Linked DNA regions of Mus musculus: region 2 is linked to region 1. The links are chromatin loops, found by intact Hi-C in ENCODE. Cell type or tissue: left cerebral cortex. All regions are shown on one strand. Each heading gives the region's core, and the rest is flanking DNA. Links, peaks and the distances in the headings are about the cores only.

Region 1 (9,803 bases), core at 823-8,822:
GGGAAAGGAGGAGATGGAGGGAGGGAAGAAGAAAATAGAGGGGAGTAGGGAAGACACAAGGAGGAAGAAAATGAGGGGTGAGAAAGAGAAAGGGAGAGATATGTGGAGACCCTGATAATAGACAAAGTTAACAGCTTTCTCCAGACCACTTCCCAAAACACACAAACAAAACAAAAGAACAAAAAACAGACAAATAAAAAATTTGCTCTGATCTTCAAAGACAGGTAGAAATGGTCATAGGAAGTATCACTAAATCCCTGAAGACCAAGTAAGATTGTAGCAAATGCTTGGCGCAAACTTCAGCCATATTTTATTTTTAAAATAGGAAGGACATTACGCCCTCAAGTCAGTTGCTTGGAAATTCACAGTCTTCGGGGACATCTTGGGTCACGTTATAAATAAAGCCACCCCTGTAGCTGGCTGGCACATCCTCACTCAGCGAAGGAGACCCGTGGGCATGCTGAAAGACCAACTGAAGATTGGCCCACAAGGGCCTGGGGGTGGGTGCCAGAGATGCAAAAGCCAAGAAGCAGGGCTGAGTCCCCACCAACAGGGTGAAGTCTTTCCAGATGCTCCGATGCTCCTTCAGCTTCGAAGGGGCTCACCTAGAAAGCGAATTGGAGTCCCTAGGGAGATGTTTTTTTAAAAATGAATCCTTCAGAAAGCCCAGCGATAAAAAAGAAACAAGCGCCCCGCTAGCCTAATGTAGGACAGACAAGCAGAAAATACAAAAGATGAAACTCAGACCTGAGCTAGGAGGGTGAGCAGAGAGCTGCGCGGGCGTTTAAAGGAACAACATGTGGGCAGGTCCACGCTAATAAATTTGGAAATCTAGAGAAAAGGGGGACGTCTCTAGGAAACTGTGCATTCTAAAAACACGCACCGGGAGAGATGCGATTATAAAGTAGAGAATAGAGCTGTAAAAATTACGACTCACGATCACGGGGCCTGGTCTAAGGAAAAGCATTGGTGTCAGAAGGGAAGAAAGCAAAACTCCCGCTGACCCAGGCTGGAGGGGGAAGGAGCGCAGGTCAGAGGATAAGCGCAAGGCTTAGGACTCAGTGTGGAGCCAACACCAGCATCAGCCTGGCTTTCCAGGTCTCAGGGGAAGGACAAAGGGGAAATAAACGAGAGAAATACAAACTCAGAAAAAAAGGACAGGAACATATCATTATCTGGAAACAAAATGAGTCTTTATTTATTTATTTACTTACTTACTTACTTGCTTCTTCATTGAGACAGGGCCGAACTTAGTCCAGGCTAAGCTGCCTTGGATTCCTGATCGTCCTTCCTCATCTTGCAAATTCTGGGTTTGCAAGTGTGCACCCCATATATGATTTTAAAAAAAAAGTTTAAGACAGTCTAAGAAACCTGAAATATAGTTTCCTTGTTAAAGAAAAAAAAGAGAGAGAGAGACAAAACACTAGGTGGCTGAAGAGGCGGCTCAGCAGTTAAGAGCACTCTTTGTTCTTGCAGAAGAAAGAGAGTCCATTCCTGGAATGGACATAACAGCATAGGGTGGGATGGATGTCCAGTTCCAGGGTATCCTTGCACGTCTGCTCTGTGCAGGCACTGCACACACACATGGTGCACAGGTATACATGCAGGCGAACCCTCATACCCACCATTTTAAAAATCTTTTTTAAAATGTAATAAAATGTGTTAAGATAGTACTTAAATTTTGAAAATTCCAAATAATGTGATCATGTGGGATTCTGACTAAGTAGTACCCTAGGAGTGACCAAACAAAGTCAAAATGTTTACTCATTTTTCACTCACTGTGTTAACAAACAGAGTAGATAGATAGATAGATAGATAGATAGATAGATAGATAGATAGATAGATAGATAGATAGATAGATAGACAGACAGACAGGCAGACAGACAGACAGACAGATAGATCTTTGATCTAGATAGATCTTTGATCTAGGGTCATGTCTGAAAGTTCCCTTTAAAGCATGTCAAAAATGTTCCTAAAGAAAAATTCAGCCCCAAGCAACATAGAGGAAATAGAGAGAGAGAGGAAAAAAAGCAAGTTGATATCACTGTTGATGGATGAAGAATCCAAGTGAATTAACAAAGATTAAAAAAAAACAAAAACCACGGTGTCTAACAAGAGGCAGGGAACTCAAAACTCAAACCAATAATGTCTCTTTACAAAGCAATAGCAGTTAAGATACACGATGTATAAAGATTTCATTTATAGTTCTCAGGAAAAAAACAAACAAAAACAAAAACAGCATCCTTGAGAATGTTCAACAACTTACCCCTCCCCCTTCTAGGGAAGGTGCTTATGTTCAGCTGGAGAAAAAAAATGAGCTGTTAGGTCCCTGTGGAAATGAACTGTATGGAAAAGCATGCTGCTAGACACAGGCACCACCACCATCCCCCTCCCCTGAGCAGTCAGTAAGCTCCCTTCTTAATGCCACCTTGGTCCTGTTTCTCTCTTCCCCTCAGCTCATGTCCACACCTGCTGGCTGTGTCTCCCTGTACCCATATTCACTGAACTCTTGGTGATCAGCTTCCAGAGGACTGGGGATGCTCTGAGCCTGATTGTGACACCTCCAAAGGTGATCCTCCATACATGTACTCCTGCCTGTCTTCCATGATGACCTAAAGACTATTCTGTCATCATCCCAGAGCCCAGGGATGCTGAGTGTGTGCCAACCATCTCTAAATATGTTATTTTACTAACAAGGCTGACTTGGCTGATGATCAAGGCTGTTTCTGATCTAATTGTGTTGGGGTCGCTGTATTAGTGTGTGGACCCAAGGTCGTGACAGGAGAAAGACAGCCAGCCCCTCTGGAGTTGGGGAATGGGAGATATGGCTGCCTTCTTCAGAAGTAGGTATTCAGGAAACAGGACCCCACTTCTATATCTCCATGAAACTGAATGCCCCCAACAGCCAGATGAATCCAGGAAGCCCGTTCAACCTGCCTACTTAGGCTTTGAATCACGTATGCAGAAAGCACAGCCAAGAAGAATACCTGAAGAGACCAGCCCCTAAAACGTGGAGTTTGTAAACATACGTCATCAACAATGGAAAGAATTCATTTCCCTTTTCTCTATCACTACTGTTGAGACTTTTTCTTCTAGCTTCCCCAAAACCTATTATTCTGTAAGCTATCTCCACTTCCGTATCCATCTTTCAGCCTTCCCGGCCTGACCTGGGTCCAACAGAGACCTGGAACTGTAGTCTCCAGGACGACTGTTACCCCATATTTCTAGATGATTGTAGTCATCTAGCCTCTACCGAGCATCTCTGATGAGTCTCCCCACACTGGCAGCTGCTTTTCCCTCAGTTCTCCACTCATCCTTTCACGAGGTCTTGTAGGCCAGTTAGTCTCTGCAACAGGCAACCAAGGTTGTCTCGGTCCTCCCTGGAAAAACTCCTTCAACCTTTGTGTGTATGTCTCTGTGTGTCTGTATGTGTGTGTTTGTGTATGTGTCTATCTGCGTATGTGTGTTGGGGAGGAGGGTAGAGTTTCTGTGTGTCTGGATGTGTGTTTTTCTGTGTCTACCTACTGAGGTCAGAGCTCAACCTAAGGTATCTCTCCTTAGAGGCCATTCACCTTGATTTTTGAGATGAGCTCTCAGACTGAGACCTGAGCTTCACCAAATAGCCAAGGCTGGTAGACCAGCAAGACCAGAGATTGCTCCTGTCTCCACAAGGATTACAAGCGGGTGCTTCAACACCTAGATCTCTAGATGGGGTCTCAGAATCAAGCCCAGGATGTCATATGTGCTTGGGGAATGTTTTATACCTGAGTATTTCCTCAGCCTCCGGACCCTCAGCTTTCACTGCTGTCCAGTTCATACCTCTGACCCTGCATGGCCTTGAAAGAACAGAATGGCAAACCCATCTCATGTCCCAGCTTACAGTCCCTGGCTTTCCATGCTGCCACTCTGATTGATACCATCTAAAGTGCTTGGCACAAGCACCCTACTGTACACAGTGGAAACCCCCCAGCCTCCTGGCAGTTCCTGCAGCTTCACCTTCCCTACTAACCAAGTTCAACTCACTCTGTCTCATTAGTCCCCCTTACCCAAGCCCCTACTATGCCTATGATGAAGAGAGGATGGATCCCAGTGGCCCCTGATACCACCTTCTTATGCCAACTCCAGTGCAATGCAAACATCATCTTCACAGCCACAGTTCCAAGCAAGACCACCCTGAGCCTCTCTGTCACCGGCTGTCTGCCACCAAATCTTTAGGCTCCCTTCCATTTGTAGTGATTCTTTTTATAACCTATTTTCTGAATGCATCCACCATTACCCCGCCTCCCCCTTCTCCACCAGCAGTCTGAGGCCCCACAAGGCTAGAATCTTCTCCAGGCACCACGAAGCGCTGGCAGATTTGTTGTGAAGATATTTCAGATGTGCAAAAGGATGTTAATTGTGGTGTAGTAATTAACCTGGTGCCATCTGCCAAACAAAGGTTAGTGCATACATGCGGAGGGTTAATATGCAGTCACGAAGGGAACAACTTAGCTCTCCCTGTTGCAAATTAGAAAAAGAAACTCACAGAAAGTGAAGAGCTCTGAAGGAGCCATGGAGCAAAACCAGGAAGCTTCCACAGGGCAGATACGCAACAGCCCCAGACACAACAGCATCATGGGTAATTCAGTGCCTACAGTTCACTCTTGGCCCTGGAGTTCTGCCCTCTATGCAGAGAAATCTCCTTCCCAACCACCACACACTCTAAATAAGACTCCCACCTGTTCCAGAAGCAAGCCTACCCTCAGGGGACCAAATGCTCTTCCAGAAGGACACAGAGCCCACATTTTAAGTCAGCCCACTCTGGCTAGTGACATAAAATAGCTGCCAGGGACTATTTTCTTCCAAACTGGTATATATGTATTGTACATGACACTGCGTTACATAAGGACTTTTTTCAAAGATTCTTTCTTATTTATGTGTTTGCAAGGGTGCATGTGTGAGTGTGTGTGTGTGTGTGTGTGTGTGTGTGTGTGTGTGTGTGTGTGTGTATGTGTGTGTGTGTGTGTGTGTGTGTGTGTGTGTGTATGCGTGTGCATAGACCACATGTGTGAAGATGCCTAAGGAAGCCAGAAGAGGGAATCAGATGGCCTGGAGCCAGAATTGCAAGCATCTGTGAACCATCCATCTGAGCCCTGGGAAAGGAACCTGGGTCCTCTGCAAGAGCAGCCATTGCTCTTAACCACTGAGTCATCTCCCCAACCTGGCATAAGGACATTTTTCATATAAGTACATATTGCATATTGGATCCTCCTCCTCCTCCTCCTCCTCTTCCTCCTCCTCCTCCTCCTCCTCCTTCTCCTTCTCCCCTAACCTGTGAGGCCTCTCTACTCCCCTAGACAGTTTCATTCTGACTTTCACATCATATAGACACATGGGCTTTTATGCCTCTCCATGAAACCTAGGATCCACGATGAAAGAATATAAAATGTTCATCTTTCTGAGAGCAACTGAATATGCTTGGATAATAACCATCTTCAGTTGCATATGTTCTCCTACTAACACCATAACTTACTTCTTCTTTATGGCTAAACAGAGTTTCACTGAGTATAGAGACCAGGTTTTTCTTGCCCATTCCCCTGTTGAGGGGTACCTAGGTTGGCTCTATAATTCACCTATTATGAACAGCAAGTGTAGCAGTAAACATGTGTCCCTGCAGTGTGGTGACTTTTGGCAGTCCTTTGAGAAAACACCTGGGAGTGCTGTACCTGAGTCACACAGTAGGTCTATTTCAGGGTTCAATTTTCATTTGTTTTGTTTTGGTTTTAACATTTATCGTGGCAAACTCTTAAAAATCCTACTTCTTAAATTTTTCATTTTATGTGCAGGAACATTTGCTTGCGTGTATGTCTGTACACCCTGTGCATGCCTGGGGCCTGTGGAGGCCAGAAGAGACCATTTGGGCCCCTTAGAATTAGTTCCAGATGGTTTTGAGCCACTATGTGAGTTCTGAGAATTCCTGAACCTGGGTCCTCTGGAAGAACAGCCAGTGCCCTTAAGCACTGAGCCAACTCTCCAGCCCCTACTATGGGCTGATTTCCATAGTGGCTGTTCAGATTTGCATCTCCCTCCAACAGCAATAGATAAGGATTCTTTCTGCTCTCATCCTCACCAGCATGTGTTGTTACTGGCTTCTTAGTGAGGGGGGGGGGGGTGGCAGACTCTTACTGTGGTGCTAAGCTGCATTCCCCTAGTGGCAGGCAGGTTCAACACATTCTAATGGTTCCTCTTTTCAAAGGTAGGTGTGTGTGTGTGTGTGTGTGTGTGTGTGTGTGTGTGTACACCTATCTGCCTGTCTGAGTAACTGAAAGAAAGTTTCCCCTGAATTGGTTTTGACCAGTTTCCTGAGTCTTTTTTTCTCTGCCTGGTGGCATTCCAAACACGGTTATTTTCTGCTTCTGGGATGTCTGTTGTTCGGATTGTCTTCAAGGACTTTGCTAACAATTAGAAATTAAAGCTATTTTTCTCTGGGAAACATGGAGACAAAAGCTGTGATTAAGTAGCTGGGTTGATTCGGGATGCGTCAGGCGAGGCTCAGTTCTCATCTACATCCAGACATCCTCGGAGTGATGTTAGGTCGGCAGCTGGAAGCCAGGCGGCACACGATTTGTCCTTCCTCCATCACGATGGTGGATGGCACACACTGGTTATGACGGTTGGTTTCAACTTGGGGGAATCTAGAATCACCTCAGAGATGGGTCTGGGGGGGGATTATCTTGATTACACTAATTGATGTGGGAAGCCTGGCCCACTGTGGGCGGTGCCATTCCCTACTGGGATCCTAGTCTGTGAGTGGAGGAGATGAACAGCACTCTGCATTGATTTCTTTCTGTTACTAATTGTGGACACAACGTGGCATCTCTGTCAGGTTCCTGCTACCTTGACTCCCCCAGCATGATGGACAACCCCTCAAACTGTTAGCCAAGATAAACCCATCCTTCCATTGCATTTGTTTGAGTATTTTATCACAGCAACAAGAAAAGACACTAAGGCCCAGGTGAAGAAGGTAGGTGAAGGATGTGCTGTTGATTACTTAAAGCAACACCCACCCACAGATAACTAAGACCACGTATGTTTCAAAAGCTTCTCAACTCAACATTTCAAAATATATTTTTATAAGGCCATCTCTGTCTTAGAATTTGAATACAGGTACTTACGGGACCACAATTAAAAAAAAAAAAAAACCAACTCCAGTATCCTATTGTAGTATTGAATGACATGCATCAAAATATCTAACATGGGTAATCAACTGGGTCATACTGGAATGTGAATACATACCAGCTCCATTCCAGATAGGGAAACTGAGTCATTTGACTCTTTTTTTTTTTTTTTTTTACATATTTTCCTCAATTACATTTCCAATGCTATCCCAAAAGTCTCCCACACCCTCCCCCCCTCCACTCTCCTACCAACCCATTCCCATTTTTTGGCCCTGGCGTTCCCCTGTACTGGGGCATATAAAGTTTGTCTGTCCAGTGGGCCTCTCTTTCCAGTGATGACCGGCTAGGCCATCTTTTGATACATATGCAGCTAGAGTCAAGAGCTCCGGGGTACTGGTTAGTTCATAATGTTGTACTTACAGGGTTGCAGATCTCTTTAGCTCCTTGGATACTTTCTCTAGCTCCTCCATTGGGGGCCCTGTGATCCATCCAATAGTTGACTGTGAGCATCCACTTCTGTGTTTGCTAGGCCTCGGCCTAGTCTCACAAGAGACAGCTATATCTGGGTCCTTTCAGCAAAATCTTGCTAGTGTATGCAATGGTGTCATCGTTTGGAGGCTAATTATGGGATGGATCCCTGGATATGGCAGTCTCTTGATGGTCCATCCTTTTGTCTCAGCTCCAAACTTTGTCTCTGTAACTCCTTCCATGGGTGATTGTTTCCAATTCTAAGAAGGGGCAAAGTGTTCACACTTTGGTCTTCGTTCTTCTTCAGTTTCATGTGTTTTGCAAATTGTACCTTATATCTCACTATACTAAGTTTCTGGGCTAATATCCACTTATCAGTGAGTACATATTATTTGAGTTCTTTTGTGATTGTGTTACCTCACTCAGGATGATGCATTTGACTCTTTTTAAGCAAGCCAACCCCAGACCCATGCTCCAACTCTACAGGGATATTTCTGGATCAAAAGTCCTACTTGATTTACCATCTCCCTGGATGAGATAAAGACTCAATATTAGTTACAGAAAATGAGCATCAAATAAGACCTACAGGTATAGAAAAGCAAAAATAAAAAGGGAAGCTAATTCTACTCTGAGGCCTACAGAAGGAAGATGGCGGTGACAGAAGACACAATCAGGAACCAGGAGAACTGTTTGTAGGTATGTCTTTCCAAGTCTCTGGAAAAATCTGGTTTCTAAGGCAGGGGTCAGAGGCTGGCTTTGAATTCCTCCTGAAAATTCACCATCTCTGTCGTGTGGGTGCTTTTTATTTGCTGGCCTGAGGCTTCTGATCACAGCGTTTGCTAAAACCAAGTCAAGTGACATCCTAACATGTGAGTGAGTTATTCTTCTAGAATCCCAGCATAGCTCTATCGAAGACAGAAATTCCGTAATATAATCACAAGCGGGAACCTAAATAGAGAGCATATTTCAAATAATGAGTCAGCTCTTACTGCAGCCATCCAATTTCATCCAAGAATAGCACTTGGCTAATTAGCCAGGAGTCAGCTTAATCGCAAGCTGACATTCATGAGAATAGAAATGGATTGTATGAAAAAAAATTGTTTACGGCTTGCAAAAGAATGGTTAGGGCTGGCAATGGAGGAAATTGGTGAGGTGGGCTCACTTCTCATAAATATGCAAGGGCCGCAGTTACAATTCCTTGCAGAAAAATCCCCATAGCACCTTCATGTTTTCTGTATGTGTGTGTGCATGTGTGTGTGAGTGACAACCACCCTAGGTACCATTCCTCAAGTACCACACCTTGCATTTGAAACTCAAGAGTAGGCTGGGCCAGCTACCCTGTGGGCCCCAGGAATCCAGCTGTCCCCCACCTTGTAGAGCCTGCTGCCATGCCCAGCTTTTTAAGTATGAACCCTGAGGACTGAACCCAGGACCTTATACAAACAAACACTGTAATGAATGACCCAGCCATGTTGAATATGTATTGATTGAAGACTCACTAAGTGCCAGGTCTTGGGATATGTTCCGTACATACTGAGTCTCTATTTTTAAGTGCCTTGGGGAAGTCAAGCCTGGTCTCCTCACTAAAATGCTGTTGAACTCTTCCCAGGGCTTATCTCAGTCTCAGTCTCCAGGATTCTTCATCCACTGGTTGTGAACCCAGTGGGAAAGAAGGAAAGCTAGAGAGAATGCTGAGTCAGCAAAATGTTTGCCTTGTATGCGTAAGAGTCAGAGTTTGATCCCTATAACCCACGTTTATAAACAAACAAATAATTAAGCAAATAAGTAAGTTGGCAAATAATAAATAAATACATAAATAAATAAATAAATAAATAAGCAAGCAAGCAAGCAAGCAGGCCCCATTTAGAGGCTTACATTTGTAATCTCCTGCACTGGGGAAGGGAGACAGGAAGATCCCTGGGGCCCACTGGCTGGTCAACAGAGCTGAATTAGTGAGCTCCAGGCCAAGGGAGGACCCTGTCTCCAAACCCAAGAAGGATGGCATCTCACAGTGCCCAGGGCTGTCCTCTGAGCTCCACACTCGCCAGTGCCTGCACACACGTGCCAGTAAACACACATGCACGCATACACAGACAAAATGTGTCTTCAAAAAGCAGCACACTTAGTTCACTGGGATCTGAGCGAGGGAAACTCTTCAGTATGATCAAATCAACTCAG
Region 2 (9,803 bases), core at 1,024-9,023, 67 kb after region 1:
CACTGGAAGAAAGCTCCCAGACAGCCACTCTGGTCAAACGCTGACACACCTGCTGGGAGAGACACCAGTCCTCTCCCTCTGAAGATGTGCCATGCCCCTTCCTTCAGGTATGCTTTCTCTCATTGCCCCACACACCACAGTCTCAGAGGAGACAGAGCAGACCTGCATCCTCCCTTACTGCATCCCCTGCAATACAGTGTGGGGTGGACAGAGCCACTGTGGGAAGGGCGTTACTATCATGAATTAGAAAACGGGGGGGGGGGTTGGGGGAGGTGAAGCAAGCCTTAAGATGGAAGGGGGTTTGCTGAACACACAAGAGTCACCAAGGTTTACCCCTGCCACTTAAAACAAAATGACTTGTGGCACTTTGAAATTGAGAGAAAAGACAGCCATAAACTTCTTTGGTGTGAGGACTCTTGAGGACCTAGCCCTATGTCCCCAGAACACTGACAAATACTTGCTGTGCAGGTCTGAGGAGTCACTAAAAAGTGGCCTTCAATATTTGTTTGATGGATGAGTGGGTAGAGAATAGATGGGTTGGTAAACAGGGTTTAGATAGACCGGTGTACAAATAGAAGACTGGATTGGATGGATGGATGGATGGATGGATGGATGAATAAATGGATTGACCTGATTGGATGAACAGATGGATGGATGGATAATAATCAGTTAAATAAATACATAATAAACAGATGAACTAGAAGTATTATAGTGATATATGTTTTCATAATAGTGTTTTTTTCTAATATTTAGTGCAGTCCTTTATCTTGGCTTCTTAAGAGTAGAACTCATATAAACAGACCTCCCAACTCTTAAAAACTTGGGCACATAACTTGTTTTGTTTTTTAAAAAAATGTTCTTATCATGTAGCCCAGGCTTGCCTAGAACTTAAGATCTCCCTGCTTTGGCCTCTGGAGATTACAGGCATGTACCACACCTAACCACATGTAAGCATTTCTTAAATAAAATCATATTCCATTTACATCATCAAACCAAAGAAAGGAAGGCTTCCTGCCACCTTAGTCCCCTACAGCCTAATTTTTACAGCATTTGAACATGAGCAATAAAGCCAGTTTCCCACTTTCTTTCTTCTTCCCTACCCCTGTACATCAATACACACTTCCTAGTTGTCTCTCATGCCTTAAAAGTGACCCCTTTGATGGGACAATCACTATGAACTGAGTCACGCTCCCTACCACCACAAGCCGCAGGTGCTTGACCTTGCCTTAGCGGAAGCTGCTCCCATGGGCCCCGAGACTTCCTCCTCAGGAGCAGAGTAGAGGCTCTTGAAGCAATCACTTTAGGATGGCAACTCCCCACACACGGGATGTCCCGTGCACCCAGCTGGCAACAGGCATTGCACATGACCATCCAGGCCCAGGCACAAATGCCACAACTCTGCAGATGTTCTTCCTCCAACATCCTGGGTATCAGCACCTGCTTCTCAGGGGGATGTGGCATGCAGAGTGACTAGTGAGAGAGAAGGTGGGGACAGGTGGCAGTTTTCCAGATGTTGGATTTAAACCCTCCTTGGTCTCTTGACTGTCTCCAGTCTGCCCACAGGTTTTTGGTTTTTTGGTTTTGTGTTTTTTGTTATTTCCTTCTCAGCTAAGTGTCCTTATACCTGCACCACTCAAAAAATAAAAAAAAAAAAAGCTCAGAGCTATGCACTCTAGCATCTGCAGACAGCAACACCATGTTTCTAGCCAGGACTCTGTGAACACAAGGCGTAAGCTCCCTGACCTGGTAAGGTCACGCTGCAGAGAAGTTTGGGGCCACAAACCAAGGGCAACCGCGAATGGTGTTTCATATCATGGCCCCCTAGATCCCAAGGAGACAGAAACAGAAGACAGAACATTCTACTTATATCCTGGAAAGAGCCAGGTGAAGGTAGGTTTGCAGCATTCACTCATGAAACTGACGCATTTACAAAGTCCAAGGTCACTGGGCTGATTAGCCAAGGCCGTTAGCACATGAAAATATGTGTTCTATTGCATTTAAGGGCTCCTATTGGTGGACGAGAGTAAAAACAGTAACACAGTACAGTAGATATTAGTATTTGATACCAACTCCATTTTCCATTCATTCCCAGACAAATTAAACAGTTAAGAGTGTGTGTTTACTTGGTTGAAATACTCTCCAGTATAGCTCATACTGGACTTCAAGTTAGTCAGAACCTGCAGATATGAGTAGGGATATTGCACTGTGGATGAAGTATTTGCCTTGTTAAGGTGAGGACATGAGTTCTAATCCCCAACACCCATGTAAATGCTAGGCAGGCATGACAGCCACCTATAAACCCATCAAAATGGACTCAGGGGATCCCCTAGGTATGTTGGGTAAGGGGGCCAGCCAGAACCAGTGTGCTCTGGGTTCAGCAAGAGTTCCTGCCTCAATATGTAAAATGGAGAATAATCAAAGAAGAAGCACGTGATGAAAACTTCCAGCCTCCATGTGCACGCACACACGCATTCCCATCTAACCCCACACACATATGTGCACGAATGCCAACGTGCAAACTACACATACACACACTCACTACACACATAAAACAGATATGTTGCTAGCAAGCACTTACAGGTCATCACACAACTTTAAGAGGGAAGTGGGGGGGGGGGAATGGAACAAACACCAGACTGTCCTTGGGTGCGTGTCTCGTCTGCCCCTATGAAGTCCCCTTTTACACTGCTTGATACCAAGCCATCAATCCCCATCCTTCCCAGCTGAGAACCACAGCTGTGTTACCTCACACGGGCTCAGCCTTTAACCTTGCTCACAGCTGCGTGAAGGTTCCCCACATTCCGACTGGGCTTCAACAGTCTGCCCGAGGCAGGCTCCGCCAGTCCTCTTTCAAAGTTCGAGCAAAGAACCTTACATGACATTAACATTACTGACAAGCTGGGTTCTAGCCATTTGGGAAAGAGATGCTCCCCCCTCCCACCCCATACCTTGTTTAAGGACGAGTTCAAAAGCACCCAGGGCAAGGTGGCACCCATCAGCACAGCTGCTCATAATGAAGGAATCAGTGAGGGAGTGAGAGGGAACACCATTATTAGTGTAGAGTCAGTCCAAAGCCGCCCTTAATAAAGCCCTGCTATTAAGGAATAAAAACAAAGACGTCTATTCTTATCAAACCAAGCAACAAGGACAACAGCACGCCTCCCAGCTATGCTGGAGTGGCATCGTGGCCCTGACGACCTAGGGTCTGCATTTTTTTTTTTTAACCAACCTCCTCTTTGGTTTCCAGTGTATTCTATATCTCCAAAGCTGTGGCTCCCTCCCGGAAGTGGGGCTACTCCTCATTAGCTTACCTGAGCCCCCTTCAACAGCACTTGAAAACACAGTGACATAAACACCTAGCATGCCCCCGCAACCATTCCCACGCAAAAAAAAAAAAAAAAAAAAAAAAAAAAAAAAAAAAAAAAAAAAAACAGCAATCAATCTGCCTAACTCTACAAGATTCTATGCAACTAGATTGCCAGATACCAGAAAAGCCAGAAACCAAAATCAACATATCATAAAAGATTGCGCTTGTCAACTGGCTAGGAAGTTTCAGAGAGATGTTGCCTGATAAATATTCGCAGAGAAATATGTTTACAGGGTTTTTTTTTTTTTTTCCAGCACACAGGAGACCGCAAAGAATCTTGACTTTTGCTGTAGAAAGGGGGTGTAGGGGAGAAAACTACCCACAAATAGAAACCTCCTGCTCGGCCAGGAAGACGTGTAGAGTCCATCTACCGTGTCCTGTGGATATCGATCGCTCTGCAAGGCATTTCTGTCCCAAGCTTTCAAATTTGCTTGTACCAGGCAGGGATTTGAAGGAGACGGTAATAGCAGGTAAACGGGGCTTCCCGCTTCTACTCACGGCCCCATGTCAGGACCCCACTGGGAAGACTTGGGTCAGATAGACAGTAGAGCATCTGTGGAAGTATTCTCCTATCCCCCCACCCACCCCCACCCCCATCCCCTATACACACACAGCAGCTGCAGAAGGCCGACCCAGGAGACCCTGGGCTGAAAGGGTCTCTGGCCAACTGTGTTCTTAACGGCCCGTGGTACACTAGCTGACATTCTCGCACAGCAGGGCTGTTGAGAATTATTTCTAAACCGGTTAGGGCCAGTTGGGAAGTCCACACCAAATTCTAGGAAGCGTCCAGGGCCAGGGCAGACTAGGCTTCCCCGTTTCCCTTTGTCGCTTAGGCACACTCTCCTAGGGCATCATACCAAGACTTCCAGGGAAATCACCTGCTGCCAAGGTGTCTGCCCCGGAACCTTGGCTCCACAAACCTGCTGTGTACACACACACACACACACACACACACACACACACACACACACACCCACCGGCCCTCTCTGGGCCACCCACATCCACATCTACTCTCAGCAAAGTTAAGTCCCCCGGGCCCAGGTAGCCCCAGCGTCCTCACCTTTGGAGAAAAGGGCAGCTAGGCTGATGAGCACGGGAGACCAGAGGTACCACAGAGTCCCCATCTCAGATGGGCACATCCTGGAGACTTGGAGCGCGGGTCCTCTGCTCCTCCGTGGTGTCCTCTGGCTGAAGAAGGGATGTCGCCAGATCCCCGGAGAAGAGAAGCTGAGCTGGATGACCAAGACGCATCTGGCTAGGGACCCGAGCAGCAGGGCCGCCCTGTGCCGGGTCCCCACAGGTCCATAGCCAGGCCGCTCAGGCTCCGGGGTCCCGCAGCGCAGGCCGAGGCTCACCTCAGTCTTTCGACTGCGCTGAGGACTGGCTCGTGAATTGAATTTCACTCCACAAGGGGGGTCTCCGGTGTTGCGTCCCCAAGCATGGAGAGCGCTCTGAGGACTCCGGCTGGGAGGCTGCGGTGGGCTAGCGCGCGCGGGCGGCTGCGGGGCTGCGAGGTTGCGGGGCCCGGGGCGCGGGCAGAGGCGGCGCGGGGGTCCCCGGGCTGGTAGCCAGGCACGCGTGGGGACCCGGGGCACATAGCCTCGCCGCCCCCATCCCGCGCCACGGGGCTTCGGCGCGCGCGCTCCGCCGCCCAAAGTTTGCGGGGCGCTGCGGCTCCACCCCAGCCCGCCCCGGCTCCCCACGCGCGCCCGGCGCACGGCCGGCTCCGGAGACGAGCAGCGCTCGGGGCGGAGGGCGAGCGGCGCGCGGACGAGTAGGCGCGAGCTCGGGGCGGCTGCATCCGAGCGCACCCAGAGCAGCGTGCCCAGGCGGGCTGGGGTTGTTGCTTCCTAATTTCTCTCTCTTCCTCTCTCCCTCTCTCTCTCTTTTTAAGCCCCACCCTTCTGGAGTGACAGCTGTGAGCCCCAATCCGCAAAGTAGGTCCCACCTTCCTGGTTGCGGGGCGCCCAGCCTCGCAGTCGCCCTCTCTATGTGCTCGAATAGGAGGGAGATGTTCAAAGGAGGTTATGGACACCCCGCAAGCCCCGAGGAGCGCGCACGAGAACCAGCGTGGATGTCCACGCTCACAACAGGTGTGGAAAGGCCATCTGCCCTGCCTTCTTAAAGCTTCTGACTATAGGCGGCCTTCAGGCAAGGACAGTTCAGGAACCCCTAACATAGGCTGAAGTGTTTCCGGTGAACTCTAGATTGTGAGCCTGGGATGCCAAAATGACCCTCAAATTCCTGTCCCTGAAAGATTTCCATCCTGGCTCCCCGCTGGCCTTTGGGCATTAGGGAATTGGCATTAGGGAAGATATTTCATTGAAAAGCTAATAGGTACAGCTCTCCACTCATGCCTTCCAGGGTATCTAAGGCGAACTCACACCAAGATACATAATACCCATGCTAGTGTCCCGAGCCGGAGCCCTCCTCACTGCTCCGCAGAGCCTTGGAAACAAGCAGATGTTGTGGGGATTCAGAGAGGAAACCCAGCATCACTCCAACGAGTGGGTTCACTTCTGCGGATAAAAATGGACTGGGTTAGTTAATTTTCTTTGTGCCATGACAAAATACTTAACAAAAGCAACTTAAGGGAAAGAGAGTCCGTTTTGGGCTCACAGGCATGAATTGGTTAGTTTTTGTCCGGTTGACATGAGCTAGCGTCATTTGGGAAGAAGAAACCTCCGCTGACTAAATGCCTCCATCAGATTGCCCTGTAGGGAGCCTGTGGGCATTTTCTGGATCAATGATTGCTGTGGGAGGAGCCACTGGAAGTAGTACCGCCCCTGGGCGGGTGGTCCTGGGTTTTATATGAAAGGAAAGCTACAAAGGCCATGGAGAGCAAGTCAGTGGGCCGCTTCCTTCCACTGCTTCTGTGTGTCTGTTCCTGTCTCCGGATTCCGACTCTAACTTCCCTCCATGATGGATTTAAACTAGAGGATGAAACCAACCCACTTCTCCTCAAGTTGCTTTTGATCTTTGTTTTTATCACAGCTTGGCAGCAAAGAGCATGAGGCAGCTGGTCACATGGCATCTGCAGTCAGAAACTGGGGGCGAGGGCGCCAGGCTGGTGCTCAACTTGCTCTCTCTGTATTTAGTCTGGGGCCTCTGTCCATCCATGGTAGCACCCACATTCAGGATGAACCTTCCTCTTCAGTTAAACCTTTGTGGGAACCCCCAGAGGTGGGTCTTCATGGTGACTTTTAAGTTAGAACATGACAGGACTCACAGAATCTGGCTAAGGAGGCAATCCACACCAGGGAGCTACAAAACCATCCCCAGCTTTAAGCATTTTCAGCTCCCTGACTTCCAAGGGAAGATCAGAGGAGTCAGGGTTGTTCTGCCAAAAACAGCCCAAAGGCCTCTGTCTTTCTGGGTATCCTCATCTTTGGGGTACCAGCTCCAGATTTGTCCTGTGTGCCTTTCTTAAATTTTGTCTTTCTGGTGTTCTGTCTGTCTCTGTCTCTATATCTCTCGATCTCTTTCTGTGTGTGCATGAGCACGGGCACACACATGCGCGCGCACATGCACTCACACACACACACACATTTTCTGTTTTCTAAAAACTTTACAGAGTTAGCAATACAAAGAACCTGGTTGAAATGACTGCTGTGCCCATCCCTGAACTGATGTATCGAGGCAGGTGGGACTCCAGGCTGCCTTACTCTTTTCCCCGACGGATGGGAGAAACAGAGGTTTCATCTCTGGCAGGCATTTCTCTGAATGACCCTTCACATCTCACCAAGCTTCCCCCTTATTTCTTTGTGGCTGATCCAATTGTGTGGATTCACGTATATTTTTAAAGGTTTATTTATATTTATGTTGTGTATGTGAGTGCTTTGCCAACATGTATGTAAATACCTTGTGTGTGTACAGTAACAGCAGAGACCAGGAGAGGCCAATCCCCTGGAACTGGAGTTACAGACAGTTGGGAGCCACCATGTGAGTGCTAGGAATCAAACTCCGAGTTCACTGCAAGAGCAGCCGGGATTCTTAAACACTGAGCCATCTCTCTAGATCCCCAAGTGAGTGTGTGTGTGTGTGTGTGTGTGTGTATGTGTGTGTCACACACATATACATACACACACACACACACACACACACACACACACACACACATATATATATATATATATATATATATATATGATTTTTGCAGCCTTGGCTGTCCTGGAACTTGCTTTATAGACCAGGTTGTCCTGGAACTCAGAGATCCACCTGCCTCTGCCTCTGCCTCCAAGTACTAAGTTGAGTACTGGGCTTAAAAGGATGCCTCCACCACTGGCCAGCTCAAGCCTATTTTTAGGACAATCCTTAAGTTCATCTCCTAGAAGTGAATGGCTTCTATTTTTTATTTTAAAAATGACTTTACTTTTTTTTTTTCCTAAATCATCGTCCCCCTGAATCGTAAACAGCAGGCAACTCTTTTAAGGTATATCACCGCACAAGGCTTCTCTATGTCCTTAAGATCAAAGAGTCGAGCTGCTGCCTAGGATTTCTTCATCATACGTAGTTACCTGGCAAACATTTTCTCTGTTCAAACTGTGCAGACCCAACGAGTGGTTAAAATAAGAGGTAAGAATGACTCCCCCTCCAACTCTCTTCATGGGGCTGCTGGAATGTGTGTGCCCACTCTTCCACAGGCAATTAGCAGAGCTGAGGGTGGGGGAGCCAGTCCTTGGGAAGGCCTTCGACTATTCATGGCTGCCTGCCAGGACTTCAGCTGCAGCCTGGTGCCAGAGGCAACCCCTTCCTATTGGATCCACTAGCCCTGTCATTCTCGATGGTCAGAAGTGTGCTTTCCTCCAAGAATATGTGTTTCATCTGCAAAGCTATAAATCAATTGGAAGCCAAACTTCTACCGATGATTAAATAGCATTAACTGTTCATGCTGAGCGTGTGATCTCAACACTAGGCGGGCTTGCCATTTTACAGAAAGATACCATCCTCCAGCCAGTTTAAAGAAAGAACAGTTGTGCCCGAGATCTGGTAAAGACAGCAAGGAGGCTGGATTCGCAAGCCGCCCAATGAATGTCCGCAGTTGCATGCACTTGTGCCCATTTTGTGCGTGAAGACATCACAGATACTAGAGATCACACTATCGTAAGGCTGAATCCCACTCCCTCCATCCTTCCGGGATGATGCAAGGAGAAACTCAGGCGAGGACCACTATGAAGCATCCTTTGGGCAACTCCAGTGTGCTTATTTCAAAATGGCATAGCTCAATGGTAAACATTGTGCTTGCTGAGGGTTCGGTCCACAGCACAAGGGGAAGTAAGGTGAAGAAATGAAGTAAAACGCAGAGGACGTGCCTTTCCATGCAAAGCGCAGAGCCTAGCTGGAATTCGCTCACAATTTTGACATTATTAATATTCGTGCTTTCCCGGGCACCTCTTCCCTTCAGCCGTGTCTCTCTTGAAATTAAGTTCTGTCAGTTTCGGAAGCATGGGAGATTCTAAACCGCAAACTGGCACCAAAGAGCCCTGGAACTGGCAGTCACCTGCCCGTGAACTTCCTTTTTTAATATAACTCCCCATATTTCACGATATGATTATGAAATCAGTCAGGGACAAATCGGCTCATGACCGCTTTGGTGAGCAGAGACAGCAGCCATGAGACACACTGCGCTCCAGAGAGGGTACTATGTGGGGGGTGGGGAGTTCCGTCCATCTGTCACTCAGTCTTCCCCAGCATTCAGGTGACTGGACTTTGCAGCTGGCTGACTGGATTTGAGCGCAGGTGCCAGAGATCTCCACTAAGTTGAAGCAGCCAATGGCCACCTGTAGCTCTGCACGCTGCACCTGCCCTGCCATGGAACTTGTTCAAGAAGGCTGTTGTAGGCCGGTGGCGCCCCCTAGAGTCTGCAGCTCAGCATGATGGAGATGAGCGAAGCGAAGCCTTTGCCTTCTTCTACCAGGAAATTTGGCAGGAAATGTGGTGTCCCCACAATCCTCTATTCTTCCCAGTGACTGCAGGCTCAGATCAACTCTCCTTCTCAGATTGGCTCTCCCTTCTGTCTGTCCCCGACTCAGTCCGCCCAGGGCTCCAGGGTGTCAGAAATTTCTCACGTGGCCCTTTAAGTGATCATTACATTGCTGACTTCCAGAACAGAGCAGAAAGTCAGACCCCAAACGATCTCCCTGAACTGCTGTGAGGACCACTTGGATAAACCCCGCTTCCGCCACTGAAGGCTTGAGCGGGTAAGGATTCTCTCAGGTGGTTAGCACCGCAAGTCTGCTGTCCAAAATCCACCCGAGCTTTCCAGTTGTCCCTAAGACTCTGACAGAAACTATCTATGTGCCCCTGAAACTGGCTATTCCTATGTGCTAGAAAGCCAAATAACGCCATAGCCTTCATGAGGTGACATGTGCCGGTGGGAGATTATATGTGGTTTTCAAGTGGAGCCCAGGACACCTCAGGGTGACCCTCCAACCTT

The links. Peaks named below come from ENCODE experiments on the same cell type or tissue, not always from the same donor. Only the 100,000 strongest peaks of a DNase experiment are listed, where the experiment ranks them.
Region 2: it touches region 1 in a loop (2.6-fold over the local background); 3 of 42 quality-filtered maps call a loop at or near these places.

Annotation. Positions count from the first base shown.
Region 1 is chr5:128,360,690-128,370,492 of GRCm38, forward strand. The region is part of intron 1 of Tmem132d (transmembrane protein 132D); the gene reads right to left. Among named protein-coding and RNA genes, the nearest start is that of Tmem132d, 67 kb to the right of the region's middle. In left cerebral cortex, for the core only: no CTCF peak of the experiment used is centred there; DNase peaks (open chromatin) are centred at 4,369, 4,765, 5,071, 6,542 and 1 more place; H3K4me3 peaks cover 59 bases; H3K27ac peaks cover 1,799 bases.
Region 2 is chr5:128,427,859-128,437,661 of GRCm38, forward strand. Tmem132d (transmembrane protein 132D) reads right to left here and starts at 5,219. Exons shown (of 9, transcript NM_172885.2): 1 at 4,428-5,219. The coding sequence starts at 4,506. In left cerebral cortex, for the core only: no CTCF peak of the experiment used is centred there; DNase peaks (open chromatin) are centred at 4,609, 5,284, 5,810 and 6,367; H3K4me3 peaks cover 2,923 bases; H3K27ac peaks cover 1,541 bases.